Linked DNA regions of Mus musculus: region 2 is linked to region 1. The links are chromatin loops, found by intact Hi-C in ENCODE. Cell type or tissue: heart. All regions are shown on one strand. Each heading gives the region's core, and the rest is flanking DNA. Links, peaks and the distances in the headings are about the cores only.

What was found. A loop is a pair of places that touch in the nucleus more often than their neighbours do. Peaks named below come from ENCODE experiments on the same cell type or tissue, not always from the same donor. Only the 100,000 strongest peaks of a DNase experiment are listed, where the experiment ranks them.
Region 2: a loop joins it to region 1, with 2.6 times the contacts of the local background. A loop is called at or near these places in 11 of 42 quality-filtered maps.

What each region holds. Positions count from the first base shown.
Region 1 is chr9:32,025,997-32,036,254 of GRCm38, reverse strand. It overlaps Arhgap32 (Rho GTPase activating protein 32), which reads right to left and starts at 3,952. Exons shown (of 23, transcript NM_001370958.1): 1 at 3,523-3,952. In heart, for the core only: no CTCF peak of the experiment used is centred there; DNase peaks (open chromatin) are centred at 2,124, 3,284, 3,964 and 6,314; H3K4me3 peaks cover 3,237 bases; H3K27ac peaks cover 5,005 bases.
Region 2 is chr9:31,967,176-31,977,433 of GRCm38, reverse strand. No RefSeq gene overlaps it. Among named protein-coding and RNA genes, the nearest start is that of Barx2, 59 kb to the right of the region's middle. In heart, for the core only: no CTCF peak of the experiment used is centred there; DNase peaks (open chromatin) are centred at 4,993 and 5,453; H3K4me3 peaks cover 1,079 bases; H3K27ac peaks cover 2,495 bases.

The DNA of each region.
Region 1 (10,258 bases), core at 744-8,743:
ACAAACTTTGTTTCTTAGAGTGCTAGGGATCAAACCCTGGGCCTTCAACTGCTAGGCAAACACACTATCTTACATATGTAATATCCTTATGGCTTACATACTCTTACTTGTAAAATTCTTGAATATTCCCTGTCTCAAAAAAAAAAATTCTTGAATACTTTGAATACTCTAAAGAAACCCAAAGTCAAGCCAGGCGTGGTGGCGCACACCTTTAATCCCAGCACTCGGGGGCAGAGGCAGGCAGATTTCTGAGTTCGAGGCCAGCCTGATCTACAAAGTGAGCTCCAGGACAGCCAGGGCTACACAGAGAAACCCTGTCTCAAAAAACAAAACAAAACAAAACAAAACAAACAAAAACAAAGTCTCAACTCACTTAACTTTTCTGAGAATAACAAAAAATTCTTAAAAGTCCAAAGATAGTTTTTGCATAAGACTCTCCTCAAAAATATGTATCAGAAGAGCTTAGACCTAGAAGAAATCTAACACTTCCTGTTCTTTATCTATATTGTGTAAATCACTTTTAAAATATTTTTCAAAAGCTAGGGATGGAACTCAAAGATAGAGTGTTTATTTGCCTAGCATGCATTGGATCCCCCGGGTTCAACTCCTTGTACAACAAGAAAAGTCAGATTAATAAAACACTGTGGCAGGCCTCCTTAGCAGGTGAGGAAGAATGGTATTCAACACTGTGTGTATTAACAGTGCTCTCTTCCTCATGACAGCTTTCACAAAGCATTGCCACATGCTTTCTGTCACCTGACCCTTCACAACTGTATAAAGGCAGTACACGCTTTCCCACACATAGTTCATATTCTTAAAAACAAAAATTCTGAAATGACAATTGTGCCCCAGGAAAGTAGGATGCTATTGTGTTGGTCAGTTTTGTTTTGCCAAATTGACATAAAATCACCTGGCAAGAAGGAGTGCCTCTATCGGCTACCCCACGGGCATGTCTGTGAGGCCATTTTCCTAAGTAATGTCTTACAAACAATGCCACCACCAGGCATGTAGTCCTGGTTTGGTTATAAGAAGAAGGACAAGCCACGGGGAACAAGGCAGCAAGCAGCATTCCTCCCACTATCTTCTTCAGTCCCTGCTACCCTGTTCCTGCGATGGCTTCCCTCAGTTTTGGACTATAAGCTGGAAGAAGCCCTTTCCTCTCCAAGTTTATTTTGAGTCATGTTTTATCACAGCAACAGAAAAGTAACTAGAACAGAACTATAGCCATGGCCTATCTTCAAGTCCACTTGCCTCTTGACTGCTTCCATGGATACCAGATTACATGTTCATTGGTTAAACCCTTAAAATTCTCATGGATGCTAGTCTTAGCCTTTAAAGATGCTATGTTTAGTCATTTTCTTTTGCTACTGTCTTATGAAGAAAAACATCTGCTAGTCCCTGACATTTATTAAATTCATCTATAAGAAACAGTGAGTCTATATATACTATGCAGATAATATGCCCAGTCAGTTTAGAAAGAGAATATTCTGATGGAAAACCCATCTGATGGAGATGGAGCTCAGATGGTACAGTGCTGGCCTAGCATGCACAAAGCACCATATAAATGGGGTCTAGTGATCTAAACATTAATCAGAAAGTGGAATCAGAATTTGATGGTTGTCCACTGCTACAGATCAACGTTGAGGCCAAGCTAGAATCTCCAAGACCTTGCCCTAAGAAATGAAGGAAAAAGTCACCCAAAGAGGAAAAGGCAACAATAAAAACATCTTCAATATAAAAGCAAAAGAAACAACGAATTAGAAAGAAGTGGAAACGAATTCGTTGCCATTAACGTCTCAGCCCAACTGTGGCTAAGCTTCTGGTGACTGAAAAATAATGTGGGGTTGGGAAAGGGAAATAAAAGGAACATAACTACTACTGGAACTCAACCCGACATCAAAGGCTCTAATGACAGCTGAGCCTGCCTTGCTGGTTCTTAGCCTCTCCCTCGGAAACAAAACTGTTATATAACTGACCACGGTTCTCCAACTAACACTTCCTCTCTGTCCCACATACGTTGTTGCCCCCACCCCCACCCCGTGTCACCCTGCCCCCATCTCCATGGGCAGGATCATAAGCAATCTAGGCTGCCACCATAGCTCCAGCTGGACAAGCCTCTGTCCAAAGTGCTGCTTTATTCCAGAGACTGCCACACAGAGCACGATAAGAACGGATTAACTGGCTTAAGCACAGTTCCAACCTCACTTCTGGTCCTGAGGAGCAGCTCCACCATAGCTATCTTTAGGATGAATCAGATTCCAGACATCCCTGCTAATGGGAATCACATCACATCAGCATCCCTCATCTTTACAAACAACCCGATGAACAAGAACATTCAGCAAGAGGGTTGAACTCTTGAGGCTGTGCTGTGGCAACTGCTGCTCCTGATGCCTTCCCACTCAAGGCCAAGGAACAAATGTAGACGTCAGTTCATTCAATAATGAAAAAAATGCATTCACCAACCACAAGCATCATTACTCAAAAATATTCCCACAAACCCAGTCACTGAATCAAACTAAGCAGTTTGTGGACTTCAAGGGCCAGTTACGACAAGCACCGTTTGCCTTTTCTTCTTCCAATAGAAACACACAAATAATGGCAGTGTTTACATAAGCAACCAATGTATCAGAAAAGTTCTGCCCATTCAGATGCACTTAAAAGGTCTCAATCTGCGCCAAATAAAACTCTGAAAGAATGGAAAATAAAAGAGATGCTGACAACAGTGCCACGGCCCAGCTATCCATGTAGCATCATGCAGTGCCTCGAGCAGTTTACAGCTTGACTGTAGTTCTGCATACGATCAAGATTATAATTATCCCAATTCTATTTCCTAAAGGATAACTAGGAGACCATCCCAAGCATCCCGAGATGGGCCTCCTCCTCCCACCACTTTCTCTAAGTCTCAACTGCAGGTAAGGATCTAAAGGATCCAGACTAAAGCTAAGAAATCAGGTCTGATTTTCTCCCTCCAGTGTCCTCTACGCCAGGCACGAAACCTTTAACATAAATATTTACTCTAGTCAACAAAATGGGTAACGCAGTACGCGGGAGGTGACGAGGGAAGCCAGGGGGAAGAGAGAGGCACTAAGTCATCACTAATGTCCAACTGAAACAGCAACTTCAACCAATTAGAATAAGAGGAGAAACTCCACTGGAGTCCCAGGGAGCGGAGACCGCTGGCTCCGCTGCCCCTACCCGCGCCGGGGTTCCTCCGGGAGCAGCCGGGTCCCCGTGGAGGGGCGCAGTTGCCGGACTCGGCCTCGGGCGGGAAGCGTCGCAGCAGGCCCGGAGGCCGTCGGAACGCCCAGTTCGCCGAGGGATGCTAGCGAGAGGTGGCGGGCACGCAGTTCTGTCGCCCCGGGAGGCGGGAGAGACCCGAGATGCCCCCAAGAGCATCCTATCGCAACGTGCACGCCCAGAAGCACCGGTGCCGGCCAAGCTAGGAGGCCCCGCAGCCCTGCCCGCCGCGCGGCCCACGTCAGCGGCGCCCCCGGCCAGCCCGCCCGCCCGCCCGCGCCTTACCGAGCCCCGCGGCCCCGCCGCGCCGCCGCGGCGTCGCTTCGCGCCGCTCTCCGCTCCGTGTCTGCCCTCCGCGGGCTGGGCCCGCCGTCCTCGTCCGCCGCCGCCGCGCCTAGCGCCGGGCCGCCCAGGGCCGCCGCGGGGGCTCGGCCGGGCGCCCCCCGCGCCAGCGCCTCATCCCGCCTCGCCGCCCCGTCAGGCGCGGGGGCGCCGGCTGCGGGCCGCGGCCTTGGGTCTGCACCTCAGGCAAGCGGCGCGCTCCCCTTCCGCGGCCGTCACGACCCCCGGGCCGCCGCCGCCGCCGCCGCGCGCTGCAGAGCCCCCTCGCCCGCACGCCTCGGGTCGCCCCCGCCCCGCTGGTCCGCGCCCGCTTGGCCTCCGCCTCCAGCGCTCCGCCTCCTCTGCACCCGCGACGCCCGCAGCGGGAGAAGAGGCGCGCCACCGCGGCCGCGGGCACGAGCACGCGCGAGGAGGGCGCAAGGAGCGCGCGCACGGCCGCCTCGCGCGCATCGAGGCCTCGCCTGCTGTTGTCCCGGGAAAGCATGTGCACGGCGGGGGGCGCGGCTGGGGGCCACTTGGAGAGGAAGAGGGGAGCCGAGTGGCCGCCCTGGGGCTTGCACTTTGGCTGTCCTCCCCTCGGCCTCTGTGTCCTGGTGGGGGGGCAAAGATTCCAGAGCCGCCGCAGGAAAAGGCATCGTCCGAGACTACGGCAGTGGCTTCTCTCCTCCCACTGCTGACCCTACAATCCTGTCCCTGCACCCGGGAGGGAAGGGGTCGTTGCCGCTAGGCAGGAGATCCTCCGCCCGTGCTCTCTGCTTGCTTGGAGGCTAGAATGAACTCGCACCGCTTATATTTTGGAATTGAGGGGCAGGGTGCCTGAGAGTTCCCTCAGTTAGCTTCTTCATCCAGAGTTCTGGACCAGCAAATTCAAAGTGGTGTAGCTGAGGAGAAGGGCAAGAAAGGGTGAAAGAGTAGGGAACTTGAAGGTGCGTGGTAAGAGACGGATACAGAGGGACTCCCTAGGAATCCCCTGACTGGATGCCATTGCCCTTGATTCTTCCATGGTTCTTTTGTTCCGCCTCCGAAGGCTGAACAGCACTTCCACCTGCAACGACCATCAGAATGACAAAATGCAGGAGAGATAGCTGGATAGTCTGATTTTCCTCTACCGCAGCTTCCATCATCCCCCTCTCCCCCTTTTAATCTATATACCTTTTAGTCCTTCTGACTCGTTCCATATCGAAATGTTGGGGGCAAGGGGAGCAGTTAACCTACGTAACTTGCTTTTATGTTTAAGCCTATTAATGCCAAATACTGCATCATCTAATGTCACTGCAGTGATTGGGTCCACTCAGCATTTAGTCATTTCAGTGGGAGTCATTGAATGTAAAACATGGCCTTGACCGCAATTAGCTGAATTTCAAGGGCACACACAAACCAGGATTTTACCACATCCTGGGGAGAAATTAGAGAGTGTACAGTAATGAACATGTATGGTAATTCCATTTTCCTGACAGTGTCAGTAGAACCAACGTTACTTTAGGGTAAATAGCCTACATGTTTTCTAGCATAGAACCAGGAAAGCTGTGGAATGTGAATGGCAGAGACACAGACTAGGATGGGAAACATCAAGAAGCCATGTTTGGTAGATGAACCTCAGCCCTCTACTGGAAGAAGGATCTTAGGGGTCTTCTTGAAGAGAAGGTAAACAAGGAACTCTGAAAACCTGAAATTGAATTTTCTTTCTTTTTACCAAATCCAAACTTCCCCTTTGGGTCCCAGTGAGCAATGTCTACCCGAGGCACAAGAATGAATCCAGTAACTTGTGTTGGTCTGGGGAATGGTGAGCATGAAATGTGACTCTCCTGTGATACCCGAGGCAGTCAAGAGAGGAAGAAGAACTGGGTCACCACAGGAGGCCAGTTTTGCCCAAGGGCATGGTATATTGACTACTCTCAGCTCATATCCTCCGGAGTCCATCTGCATTCCAGTCAGAAAGCCTTCATGTCCTAAAGTCTTACATAAAACCCTGAAATACTGACTGTTTGATGATTAGATGAATCCAGGGTTAGGCTTCGGTGATAGATAAAGGAGATAGGTAGGGTTTAGGAGATAGATAGATAGATAGATAGATAGATAGATAGATAGATAGATATGTATATATAGTGTTTTAAATCCTCTTAAGTCTTTTGGGAACTATATTTTTATTTGTATTTTATCTAGTTTGAAGAAAGAATGGATTCCGGGGTTTCTGAGAGGTACAGGCAAGTCCAGGGATTCTGATCCTCCTTTGTCTGTTGCGAGCCTTGCTCCCTCCCGCTGGAAAGAATCCTCCGAATGACCTCTGTGTCAGTGCTTATCAGTGCTAAGCCTGCGTATTAACCCAAGGCTTGACCACTGGGCAGTTCTGTTCACATCTGACCTTGGTATTCTATATACTTCCAGTAATCAAGTACCTCGGTCTTCCTGATATCCTCAGCGACTAAATTTATAAATCACAAAAATTGCAACATTCCCTAAAAATAAGAATTAAAAAAGAAAAAGAAAAAGTCTATCCAACTATAAAACAAAGCTAAGTGATAGGATTTGCTTTCTATGTGTGACTTGCTTCGGTATTTACAAGGAAAGAGGAATGCACACCCCACCCCAAGCTGTTGGATGCCTCAGGCTGGCCTCCTCGCTCAGCCTTGGCACTGTCATCTTCCAGGAGGTGGCATCTGGGCTCCCTCCCTGCATCTCAGATCTGTTGCATTGCAGTCCTCTCAGGGCTGAGAAGCAGAGTCACAGTGCAGACAAGAAAAGCCAGCCAAAGAGCAGCCTCACAGATGACTGTAACACTTGCCTAACCTTGAGTTGTAGAGAAGGAGAGAAAGGAGCTTATTTAAATCCCAAAACTGAATACTCAACAGCTGGCTTGAGACAAGCAAGTTGTTAAGAGTGGGCCAAGCTTAATAGAGAATTTTCCCAAGCTGACAAATGACATTGCTTTGTGTATTTATTTTTCTGACCAAGAGACCAGCTCCATATTACATTCCCATTCTAAAAGGGGGAGAGCAACAAAGGAAGTTTGGTTGTTGTTGTTGTTGTTGTTGAACACTTGTTATCTTCTGAGCGTGGTGACCCACGCCTTTATAATCACAGCCCTTGGAAGGCAGAGGCCAACAGATCTCTGAGTTTGAAGTCAATCTGGTCTATAGATGGAGTTCCAGGACAGCCAGAGATACACAAAGAACACCCATCTTGAAAAACAAGCAAACAAACAAAAAGATTTGCTAACTGAAGCATTTCTCCTAGCCATTGGGAGACATTTTAAGGACTTACGGTGTCCTCTTCATTGGGGTTTGACAAATCTGGGTGCACTTGAAATGATAAGCTTTTCATCTTCTCACCCATCACTTTTCTCCCACAAAGCGGTTTTTCTTTCTTTTTTAAAACCATGACACCAGCTGCACCTGTCTGCATGTTTGCTTTTGAATCATTCAAGTCCTTTGTCATCCCTCTGTCCTCTAGTAGTCTGAATGTTGACTTCAGAGCTCTGACCTTGGGCTTTTCCTATTCTTTATCTACACTCCCATCCTGGGCAGTCTCCAGCTTCAGGCTTTAAATAGAATTCCATGCATTGACTCTGACCTCTCCCAGAGCTCCAGACTTATATATGCAGCTGACTCCCAGACATCTATGCTTGGATAGTTCAAAATTGATGTATCTGAAACAGAACATTTTTTAAAGACAGGGTCTCTCTGTGTAACTCAAATGCAAACTCATTATGTAACTCAGGCTAGCCTGGAACTCGCTATCCTTCTGCTCCTTGAGTCCTGGGTTTACAGGTATGTGCCACCATGATGTTCAGCTTCTCTCTCTCTCTCTCTCTCTCTCTCTCTCTCTCTCTCTCTCTCTTTCTTTCTCTCCCTCTCTCTGTCTCTGTCTCTCTCTCTGTATGTGTGTGTATCTCTCTGTCTCGTGTGTGTGTGTGTGTGTGTGTGTGTGTGTGTCTGTGTGTGTGTGTGTGTGTGTGTGTGTGTGAAGGCCCAGGGATCAAACCCAAGATCTTACATATCTTACACATACTGCTAGACAAACATTTACTATTACCCAGCTACATTTCCGGTCCTAAAAGAAAATTATAATCTACATAATCCCTTCCTGCTTAGCCATCCACATCCAGGAAGAGTCTTGAGATCGCTCTACCCAGTGAGCTTTCACTCTTTCTTCCCAAGGGCTAGTCTCAATACAGCCAACAGAGTATGCGGTTGTTTGTTTGCTTGTTTGTTTGTTTCCAGACAAGGTTTCTTTGTGTAAGCTTGGTTGTCCTGGTACTAGCTCTGTAGACCAGGCTAGCCACAAACTCACAGAGATTCCCCTGCCGGACTTAAAGGCATGCACCACCACCACCATCAGGCTGAGAATGTCTTTCAAATGGTTAACTTTCCTTGCTTGGAGCCTTCCAGGGCTCCCTGCTTCTAACCACACTACTGGTGAAACCGGAAGCTCTTCCTCCAGCCTTTCCAATCCCTAAGCCCCGCCCACCTATCCATTCTTTACCTTTGTCATTCTCTTGGCACCGACCTCACCTCTGCCTCCCACTATTCCTCAAGGCAGCCTCGTTTTCCTGGCTTTTAAAGTTTCTGTCTCCTCTGGCCTCCCGTCCTTCCTTTCACAAAGCACTCATCACTGTGCCGCTGTTGTGTGAAACCGATACTTTTTTTTTAAATCTCTTTCATTAAAATGTAAGGAGTTCAAGGGCAGCGGCTTTGTTTCTGTACCACTGTGTCCATATTGATAAATGGTACTAACAGGAAACAAGGGAAAAAACTAACTCGCTTATCTATTGTTACTTGTTACTATGTAGGATTGCGAACGGGAACAACTTCAGATTACAAAATTAAATATTTTGCAAAGCAAAGCAAGTATCTGGAGAGTCTTAAAAAATAGTTTAGCAAAGGGAGTGGGGTGTCTTCCTCTGTTTCTTTCCACCTTATTTTTTGAGACAGGGTCTCCTGCTCAACTTGAACCTTACTGTATGGCTAGACTGAACAGACAGCAAACTCCTGGGACCAGCCTGTCTCCAACACTAAGTTTATAGACACATGACGTCATACTTGGCTTTTGTTGGTTTTGTTTCATGTATATGTGTGTATGGTGTATGTGTATGTGTGCTCATGTGTGCACGTATGTGGAGGCTCAAGGTTAATGCTAGGAACCTCCCTCTGTCACACTTTCATGTTGTTCTATGAGGTGAAGTCTCTCAAGCAGATGAAAAGGGCATCTCTACAGGGAGTCTCTCTCACTAGCCAGCTTGCCTCCTGGATCCCCTGCCACCACTCTCAGGAGGACCTGCCATTTAAATGGGTCCTGGGAGTCTGAAGTCTAGTCCTTTGGCTTGTATTGCCAGCACTCTCACTGCTGAGCCGTCTCCCCAGCCCATGCCTAGCTTTTTAACATGGGTGCTGGGGATCTGAAATAAGGTCTTCTTGCTTTTATAGTGAGCACTCTTACCACTGAGCCATCCAGAGTCCCACAATTAGATTTTATTTGTTGAAATTTAAAGACACAGAATTAATTAAAGCCAAATTATAAGCAGTGATTTCTCGTTCCAAATGAAAATGATCATGATATGGAGGAGAAATGCAGAAATTTTTCATTTTGTGTCCTATGCTACCTCATACATTTGTACAAATCACTTAGATTCTCTCGCTCGCTCCATCTGTGAAATGGGCCTGAACATTTTCTTGAGATGACCATCATAATGGTAGAAGAATTCAATAACTGTGAAAATGCTTTGGAAGAAAGAAAATTTGAGAAAAAAACATATTTTTTTAAAACAGAAAGAAAATCTGGAAACAATGACTCTTGTAGTTCTAACTGTTTTTGTCTTATCTGAAGGATAAGGAAGAGGGCTGGAGAGATGTGTCAGCAACTGAGAACACTGGCTACTTTTCAAGAGAATCTGGCCTTGATTAGCAGCACCCATATAGCTGCCTCTAACCATCTGTAACACCAGGTTCAGGAAATCCTCTGCCTCTCCTGGCCTCCTCAGGCACCAGGCAAACATGCAAGACATAGGCATACATGCAGACAAAACACCCCATACACATAAAATAAAGAAATTAAAGTAAAAAGAATAAAGAACATTGAAATAGCTGACTTTATACTCTGTTTTAGAAATCAGCATCTTTAAAGGTATCAGAAAAAAACAAAACAAAACAAAAACCAAAAAAACAATAACAACAACAACAACAACAAAACCAGCTTTCTGAGATAGCTATGTGGTCCATATAATAAAAGGTTAACTAGCCTCCTCTCTATCCCATCCTTCGCTCCCTGTGTGGCCATGTTAAGAGGCATTTTCTGTGATGTCTTTACTTGTCTCAGACTTGCGGGCTTAGGTCATCCTCTTGCCTCAGGCCTCCCTCATAGCTTGGATGACAACTGTGTACCCCCATGCCTGGCTGTTGGAACAATGGAGAGGTGAGGGCTAGTGGAAGTTTGTTAGGCTACAGGGGCCTGCCCTTTGAAGGGATTAAGTTCATTCTCCTAGAACCCTGCTCTCTCAAGAGCAGTTATGACCAAAGAGTTAATGTGATTCCTCTTTGGTCTCTGGCTTCCTTTTTCACTATGTGATCTCTCTTGGTCACATATACTCCAGCCATGGTACTATATGCCATGATGTAACACCATGGCGGTAGAGGGTCTCACCAGAGCTAACTCACACCGTTTAGGAACCCAAGCCCCCAAACTA
Region 2 (10,258 bases), core at 1,522-9,521, 60 kb after region 1:
ACTGCTCTCAAACACCCCCTTTTTGAGGAACCCCTCTCCAAGCTGAGGCTGGTCTTTGGCACATATCCTAATCAGAATGATGTGGGGATTTTTTGTTTGTTTGTTTTTTGTTTTTGTATATTTTAAAATAACAGCAGGCTAGCACTCACAGCAGAAAGGAAGCATTCAGTAGTGCATGAAAACTGATAGTTCACCATTATTGAAGCCAGTCTGGTTTGGATACCTTAAGTTGGCCTCAACTTTGAGGTTAGTGGCTACCAGAGTCCTGTTAAGCAGCAAACACAGGACATTTCAGAAGGACAACTGCATAGGCCAAGGTAGTTAATGTCACTGACTGGGACTAAGGTTGAACACTTTCATCTGAAACCTCAAAAACAAAACAAAACAAAACAAAACAAAAACCTAAAAAACAAAAGCCAAAGGGCTGGAAAAATGGATGAACAGTTAAGAGAACTGGCTCTTCTCCTAGAGGACCCGTATCCAGTTCCCAGCACCCACATGGAATCTCATAATTCTTTGTAATTCCAGTTTCAGGGGATCCAACACACATGCAGGCAAACACCAAATGCACATAAAAATAAATAAATGAATAAATAAATAAATAAGAAATAATTTAAAAAATATTTTAAAGGGAAAAAAATAATAAAAATTTAATAATAAAAAACCTGAAAGTTTCTGGACTATTGAACTGATATCACAAGAAGAGAAGTTCCACCTAACCCCATTTGACAGCTTGCGGTAAAAATATTGCACAAAATTACTTTCCAAGTGCATGAGAGAGAGAGAGAGAGAGAGAGAGAGAGAGGAAGGAAGGAAGGAAGGAAGAAAGAAAGACAGAAAGACAGACAGACAGACAGACAGACAGACAGACAGACAGACAGACAGACAGACCTGAGAGAAGCAGCCTAAGGGAGGAAAGATTTATTTTGGCTCACCTTTTAGGAGTCTCGGGGCTCTTTGTTTCCAAGCCTATGGTGAGGTTGAGCACTGTAGGGAGTGGAAGTTACCCGTGGTTAAGCTAAGCAGCTGGTCCCACCTCAGACAAAGAAAGGGCAAGATGTAGCCCCAGGGGATTGATGCCTTTCAATTAGGCTTTGCCTTCTCCATCTAAGTCACCTGCTAAAAGCCCATCAAATTAGAAACCCCTCCCTTCATCCATAAATTTGTGGACTAAATCCTCTGCTAAGAATGAGGGACTGTTGAGTGCTCTGCCCTAAGCAGAATGACCTGGCTAGTTTTATATCAACTCAACAAGCTAGAGTCCTCTGAAAGAAGGAAACCTCATTCGAGAAAATGACTCTGTAAGATCCTTGTGTATGGCAGTGGTGGGCCATGCCTTTAATCCCAGCACTTGGGAGGCAAAGGCAGGCGGATTTCTGAGGCCAGCCTGGTCTACTCAAAAAAAAAAAAAAAAAGGTCCAAATGTAGGGCATTTTCTTAGTTACTGATTGATGGGTGGGCCCAGCTCATTGTGGATGGTGTTGTCCCTGAGCTGATGATCCTGGTTGTCTGGTTCCAAAGAAACTCTGGACAAGTGGCTATCTATGGTGACTATTAGCACAGCAAAGCTCATGCTGGCCTCCCAGTTCAGCAGTACCTGAGGCCCTTGTCAGCTCTTCTCACCCCACCCCTACTCTAAATTTCTCCAGTAGATGGGCTTCCCTTCCGCTAGCTTCTTGTTCCTATATAACCTTGTCATTTTGACCCTGCAAGCACTTGGTTCTCTTGTGTCTTCCTCTCTCGGTCCCCATCTTGCCACTCTCTCATGGTCTCCTTTGCCCACACCCTGCCTCCTTCTCTGGCTCCTTGCCCCTCTTCCCATGGCCGAGTACTTTCTATCTTTGCTCTGGACTCTTTCAGAAGCCTCTGGCTGTACTCTCCCTCATATCTACAATATAAGCATTCCCCTCAACCATCTCTTGGAGCAGGCCTGTCCTCACTTTATACATCAGATGCCCAAACCCTCAGTTTATACACAACATAAGAAAGCAGGCTGAGCAAGCTCTGGTGAGCAAGCCAGTAAGCAGCACCCCTCTATGGCCTCTCCATCAGCTCCTGCCTCCAGGTTCCTACCCTGTTTGAGTTCCTGTCCTGGCTTCCTTTAGTGATGATCTACAAAGTAGACGTGTACGGCAAATAAACCCTTTCTTCCCTAACTTGCTTTTTGGTCAAGGAGTTTTATGCTAGCAATAAAAACCTTAACTAAGATACAGGGCATCTATGCTACCCCCTCTGAGGTTAGGGAATGTCATAGAAAGGGGAGTATCAAGAACATAAGAGCTGGAGGTTGGAAGGGAGTATTGTGAAATATACTATGTACATGATATGGCTATTGCACCTATGAACTTAGAGCAACACTGTCTACCTGCATAAGACTGGGCTCATGGACACTCCATCGTGAGTGGAAAAGGTGGTCATAGGTTCCACACCTTGATGAGAAGCTATAGGCACAGAAAGGTTGCTATGCTGGTTTGAATGAGAATAGTCCACGCAGACTCTTATGTTTGAATGCTTGGTTCCCCAGTTGGTGGAGCTGTGTGGTGAGGATTGGAAGCTGTGGCCTTGTTGGAGGAGGACTCTTTCTGTGAGTGGACTTTGAGGTTTCAAAAGCCCATGCCATTCCCAGGTAGCCCCCTTCCTTCTATCTCTCTCTGTCCCTCTCTGTGTGTCTCTGTGCATCTGTCTGTCCGTCTGCCTGCCTGCCTGCCTGCCTGTCTCTTCCTCCCTCTCTTGCTTGTGGATCTAAGTAAGCTCTTAGCTACTGCTCCAGTGCCGTGCCTGTTGCCAACTTCCCAGTATGAGGGCCATGGACTAACCCTCTGGACCTATGAGCACCAATTTAAATGCTTGCTTGCTTTTATAAATTGCCTCGATCATGGTGTCTCTTCACAGTATTAGAAAAGTAACTGAGATTGTTACTGAAAGAGAGGGAGTCATATTCTTCAGTGGTGCAATCTTAATTAAATACAGTGGGTGTCGGGCAGTGGTGGCGCATGCCTTTAATCTCAACACTTGGGAGGCAGAGGCAGGCAGATTTCTGAGTTCAAGGCCAGCCTGGTCTAAAAACCAATACACACACACACACATATATATTGTGGGCTACATACATATACAAATAGATATGAAGCCAGATGGTGGTAGTGCATGCTTTTAATCCCAATACTAGGGAGTCAGAGGCAGGTGAGTCTCTGAGTTTGAGGCTAGAATGGTTACACATAGAGTTCCAGGACAGCCAGGGCTACATAGAGAAAGAGAAACCCTGTCTTGAAATATCTACTGCACCCCCCAAAAAAGACATAAGAGCAGGATGGTGCTTATTGGAGGGAGAAAAAGGAAATGGATGAGAGGAGAATTGGAGAAGTATGATAAGATACATTATATGCATATGAAATTGTGAAATAAACAGGTTTTCTAAAAAGTCAGAACCCGCATGATTCATCACTTCTTCAAAGCCATACCTTTGCACATGGATGGGTATATTGGAGAGCAAACCTTCAATGTGTAACTGTTTGGGACACTCCTTGTTTAAGCCATAACACTTATGTAAGAAGCAGAGATGGGTTCTGGGTTTAGATGCGCGCCTCATGCCTGAGATATCTCATTCTATCTTTGTGCCTTTTCTAGAATGTGCAAGAACTCAGAAACAATTCTAGTTGAAAGCATTTTGGATAAGGGACACTCAGTCTGTATTTGTTACCACAGAAGTGTGCATCAGGTTTAATGGATAGAGAAGAGGGCAGGCAGGTTTCTCTGGCTATGGTAAGACGGCTTTATGGAGGAGGTAGCTTTTGAGTTGAGCAATGAAGGTGGTGACTGCCCTGTAGAACAACAGGACAGAGGGATACAGGAGCAGTTCATCCCTGAAGACAGAATACCATCCTGATACAGGCAAGGACTCATGGCATAAGATGGATGGGTGCTAGAGAGATGGCTCAGTGGCTGAGAGTACTTGTTCTTGCAGAGGATCACAGTTTGATCTCCAGTACCCATGTAGTGACACACAATTATCTGTAATTCCAGTTCCAGGTGATCAAATGCCCTCTTCTGACTTCTTCAGGCATCAGGCACACATGTAGTACACAGATATATGTAAGCGAAACACACATAAAATAAATGCATCTATGAAAACAAAGAGGAGGAAACAACAGGGAAACTTCCAGAAGACTGACGACTTGTGGGATCCTTAAGTGTATTTTTTTTTCTACAAATCCCAAGAGATTAATTACCCAACACACATTCTTACTGTTTTATTCGGAGTGTGGCCTTCCTGAACTACTGAAGTCATTTTTACAGATGTGACTCGGTGAAGACTTGGGTGAGCAGACACACAATGATTTCCATGCACACAGACAATTGCCCCTTTGTGGTTGGTTTGGAAACCCTACTCTCTGTTTTGCGAAATTAACACTTGCAATTCAGGCTTATGTGATCACAGAGTGAGACCATGGAGATTATGTAAGTGGCCCCTTTAGTTTTATAGCCAGAGATTCCTAGATCTAGAAAGTGGCTTCTTCGGTTAGTGTTAGTACATTGCCCGCACAGTCAGAGGGAGCATCCGAGAAAGAGTTTGAGTGTTACTGTCACAGGCTTAGCTGTGACCCTCCAAAGTTTATGTGCTGAAGCCCTAAGCCCTGGCACCCTGGGATCTGAGCAGATCTGGAGTTATGAGGTCATTAGAGTAGGTTTTAACCCAGTCCGATAGCCACACATGATGAGGAATCAGAACTGATAAGCACGGAAGGAGGCCCGTGTGAAAACCAAGGGAAAACATGGTCTCCATCTGCCAAAGAGAGATCTCAGAAGCCGATCACACCAACGTACACTGTCTCCTCAACTGTGAGGAGCCGGTTTGCATTGCGTGAGCCACTGAGTGTGCAGCAGGTTGCTATGGCAGCCCCAGCAGGGTGAGACCAGAGCTCTAACAGCAAAGGTTCCTGCTCCTGTAGCTGTTTGGCAGCCTGCACAGGGCTGCCTGCTGATGGGCTGTGCAGCCATTCTCTGCATGTCCTTGGCTGCTGGGGGAGGGGTGGAAACTGTGTGGCTGGTGAGTATGACCTTTGACATAGCAAGCCTCTTATCTTCACAGAGACTATTCTTGGAATGACTATTAGCCTGGACTGTCTGTACAATTTACAGCCTCACTCAGGCAATCTGGAAGGCCAGTTCAGTGATGTTTATAATTGACAATAACAATGCTGGTGATTTAATTGGTATACAATGCCTGTCCTATTACAGGTTCATTCCTGTGTCATAACTCCCCATCCCGGTCATAGTTTTTATTGTGGACAAAGAATATAGTAATGGACTCACTATTGCATTCTTTGCTGTTAAGAAAACAAATCCTCATTAGCTCATGAGACACGAAACATTATCAGCAGCAATCTAACAGTCTCCCTGCTCCTGCACCCACACAGGGTCATGTAATTGGGGTTCCCCAGTCTCGTAGCCAGGCTCCCTGTTGACGCACTGCCATCTGGTGGAGCTGGGCCTGTGGCTCAGCTTTTGCAGTTAGATGCTGCCTGTGTCTTGACATATGTTTGTTCCTCCTCCCCATTGATTTTCTGACAGCTGTCCAGATCCAAGGGGAGAGCACTACCAAGGCTTGAACCTCTGTAAAATGCTGAGGAAGACACAGTTTTTCTCTACTTCCCAAATTAATGGTATCCTCCACTGGCTACCCTTTCCTTCTATGAAGGAAAGCTAGTTCCACACCCCCAGCACACACTTTTTTCCTCATCCCAAGGTTGCTCTTATTTGTCTAGATTCTGGTATTTTCCTTGTTGCTCTTTTTTTGAGACAGTCTCTCTATGTCACTCTGGCCCTTCTGGAATTCTCTTTGTGGCTCAGGCTGGCCTTGAACTCACAAAGATCCTCTATACCACCTCTATATACTACACCCAGTTAGAGCTGCTTATAAATTGCTTCTGGAACTCCTCTTTCATTTGATTATAAAACAACTTTTAGGGTCATTAAAAATAAGCAACTTGAATACCAGTTGTGAAAAGACTTGGGATTAGGAAAACAAAATCAGGAAGACCAGGGCAAATTTAGTAAGTTGGACTCAGAAGGCCCAGCTCCTGGATCCCACAATATTTTCAGGGACTCTTTAAATGCTAAAGTAAACATATCCCCCAAGTTTTAGGTAAAAGAAAATAAGCCTTTATACTAGGTCAAATGTTTAATTCCATTTTAATACTTTTTTTGTTTGTTTTTGTTTTTCTAGACAGGGTTTCTCTGTATAGCCCCTGGCTGTCCTGGAACTCACTTTGTATACCAGGCTAGCCTTGAACTCAGAAATCAGCCTGCCCCATTTTAATACTTTAAAAATAACTTTTAGCTGACCATAATGGCACATGCCTACAATCCTAGCACTCCAGAGACTGAGACAGAAGATCATGAGTTCAAGGCCAGGATAAGCTACAAAGAAAACTCCAGGCAAATCCAGCAAGATTCTATCTCAAGGAAGCAACAAAGTAATAAGTAAATAAGTTGAATCGTATTATAATTCTTCATATCGTTTTAGATTTATTTTTATTTTGTAACAGACCTCCAGGCCATATCAAAAGTGACACCAGGATGGAAGTACTACTCACACCGTGGGACCCAGCATGTAGGTAGCAACACCTGCCAAAAACAAAACAAAATCAAAAAGCAAGAACAAGAACAAAGACCTAATCTATCAAAGTTCTAAATGCAGTAACCTTGCCTTTCAACTTCTGTAGCTTGGCTTCTGACTGTTCTTGCTATGTGAGGTTTGTCAACTCAGGATATGGGTTTTGTGCTTAAAAGCTTACCCTGAGAGAGGCTCTGGACTGCACTTGGGTCTGGAACCACCAGTGTGGTCACCGGCTGGCTAATAAAGATTTTCTATGGTGGATACCTGACAAAATTGTGTGTGTGTGTGTGTGTGTGTGTGTGTGTGTGTTCAGGTGTCTGTAGAAGCCAGAAGAGGGCACTGGATCCACTGATCTGGAAGCACAGATGGCCAGATGGCTGTGAACCATCCGGTGTAGGTTCTGGGCACTGAACTTGAGTCCTTTGGGAGAGAAGCGTGCACTTTTAATTGCTGTACTCTCTTCAGTCTCCAGTACTTTCATGGAGAAGTTCATTAGGTCAAATTTCTCATGATCTGAAAAATCTATAGTGCAAACCTATAAAAGAGACCCATTTTTGTTTTATTTTGTTTTTATTTTTTCCAGATAGGAGCTTTCTTATCTCCTTTCCAGCTCTGGCTGCCCTGGAATCAGCTCTATAGATCAAGCTGGCGTATAACTCAAAGAGATCCGCCTGCCTCTACCTCCCGAGTGCTGGGATTAAAGGTGTGCACCACCACGGGCCCATGGACAAAGGAGAATGTTTTTGTTTCTGAGTAGAATTGCGATGATGTTTGACTGAATACCTCAGAAAGCCAGAAAGAAATTGCATGATGGCTCAGATTATTTTTTATTTACTTTTATTTAATTGTGCATCAATATTTTACCTGTACATATGCCTGTGTGAGGGTGTCAGATCCCCTGGAGTTGGAGTTACAGATAATTGTGCGCTGACATTTGGGTGCTGGGAATTGAACCTGGGTCCAAAAGAAAGATCTTTAGGGAAATCAGTTATACATGAAAACTCAACATGGACCCACGGACAGAAGGGAATAGTTTCTAAGTGGGACTGAAGTGATGTTTGATTAAACACACCAGGAAAGAGAGCAATGGCGTGATGGTTTTAGCTCAGACTTCTTCCAAATTTTCAAAGAAGAAATAATATCTTATTTATTTATTATTCCACAAAATAGAAACAGAAGAAACATTGCCAAACTCATTCTAGGAGGCCACAGTCACCCTGATACCTAAACCACACGAAGACTCAACAGAGAAAAAGAACTTCAGACCAATTTCCCTTATGAACATTGATGCAAAAATACTCAACAGACTACTTACAAACTCAATCCCAAAACACATCAAAAGCATCATCCATCATGATCAAGTAGTCTTCATGCCAAAAATGGGTCAATATATGAAAATCCATCAATGTAAGCCAACATATAAACAAACAAACAAACAAAACACACGATCATCTCCTTAGTTGCTGAACAAGCCTTTAATAGAATCCCACACCCCTTCATGTTAAAAGTCTTGGAGAGATCAGGGATACAAGGGCTATACCTTAACACAATAAAAGCAATATACAGCATGCTAATAGCCAACATCAAATTAAATGGAGAGAAACTTAAAGCAATCCCACTAAAATCAGGGACAAGACAAGGCTGCCCACTCTCTCCCTATCTATTCAATATAGTACTTGAAGTTCTAGCTAGAGCAATAAGACAACTAAAGAATACGGATTGGAAAGGAAGAAGTCACGGTAATCACTATGTGTGGATGATATGATAGTATATATTAGTGACTCTAAAAATTCTACCAGAGAACTATAGCTGATAAACACCTTCAGCAAAGTGGCCAGATAAAAAATTAACTCAAACAAATCAGTAGCTTTCCTTTATACAAATGATAAATGGGCCAAGAAAGAGATTGGGGAAAAAACACCCTTCACAATAGCCACAAATAGTATAAAATATCTTGGTGTAACTCTAACCAAACAAGTTAAAGACCTGTGTGACAAGAACTTCAAATCTCTGAAGAAAGAAATTGAGGAAGCTACCAGAAGATGGAAAGATCTTGGATTTGAAGTAGGATTAACATAGTAAAAATGGCCATCTTACCAAAAGCAATCTACAGGTTCAGCACAATTTACATCAAAACTCCAAATTCAATTTTTTTACAGACTTCTAAAGAGTAATTCTTAACTTTTTATGAAACAAACAAAAAACCCAGAATATATAAAACAATCTTGTACAAAAACAAACAAACAAACAAACAAACAAACAAACAAACCTCCTGGAGGTATCACCATCCCTGATTTCAAGCTATAGGACAGAGCAATAGTAATAAGAACCACTTAGTATTGGAATAAAAACAGACAGGTAGATCAATGGAATAGAATCAAAGACCTAGAAATAAACCCATACACCAATAGACAGTTGCTTTTTGACAAAGAAGGCAGAATCATACAATGGAAAAAATGAAAACATCTTTGACAAATAGTGCTGGTCTAACTGGATGTCTGCATGTGGAAGAATGCAAATAGAACCATATTTATCACCCTGCACAAAACTCAAGTCCGGGTGGACCAAAAACTTCAACATAAAACCAGGTATACTAAATTGAATACAAGAGAAAGTGGAGAACTACCTTGAACACATTGTTACAGGAGACAACTTATTGAGCAGAATATTAGTAGCTCAGGCACTAAGAGCAATAATTAATTAATGGGACCTCATGAAACTTAAAAGCTTCTGTAAAGCAAAGGACACCATCAATAGGACAAAATGTCTACAGAATGAGAAAAGATCTTCACCAGTCCTATAGCTGACAAACAACTAATATCCAAAATATATAAAGACTCAAGAAATTAGACATCGACAAATCAAATAACCCAATTTAAAAAATGGGGTTGGGAGTACATAGATCTCTTGTACTGTATGAAAGCATCACTGGTCAATAAAATGTTGTTGGCCTGAGCTGGGCAGTAGTGGCACATGCCTTTAATCCCAGCACTTGGGAGGCAGAAACAGGCGGATTTCTGAGTTCATGGCCAGCCTGGTCTACAGAGTGAGTTCGAGGACAGCCAGGGCTACACAGCGAAAAAAAAACAAAAACAAAAATGTTCTTGGCCTACTAGCTTAGGCAGGAAATAGGGAGGTAGAAGTTCTGGTACAGAGAAAAGATTCTGGGAGATAGTGAGGCACAGCAGATTCACCCCAGACACAGATGAAGACAGTCATATGAAACTGAGGGCCAGGTAACCATGCGGCTTGACTTAGAATAGAAAAAAATAGGTAATTAAGTCATGAACTAGTCAGGGAACAAACAAAGCTTTTGGTCTAGGCATTTATTCACTAAAGAATAAGCCTCAGTTGTCATTTCTGGGAACAAAGTAGACAGGTGGAAAACCACAAGGGGGATTTAAATACAATGGGGTAAAGAACGAAACAGATTTCTCAACAGAGGGATAGCTAAAGACCAAGAAGCATTTAAAGAAATATTTAATATCCTTAGTCATCAGAGACATGAAAATCAAAATGACTCTGAGATTCCATCTTACGTCCATCAGAATGACTAAGATCAAGAATTCAAGTGACAGGCTGGTGAGATGGCTCAGTGGTTAAGAGCACTGACTGCTCTTCCAAAGGTCCTGAGTTCAAATC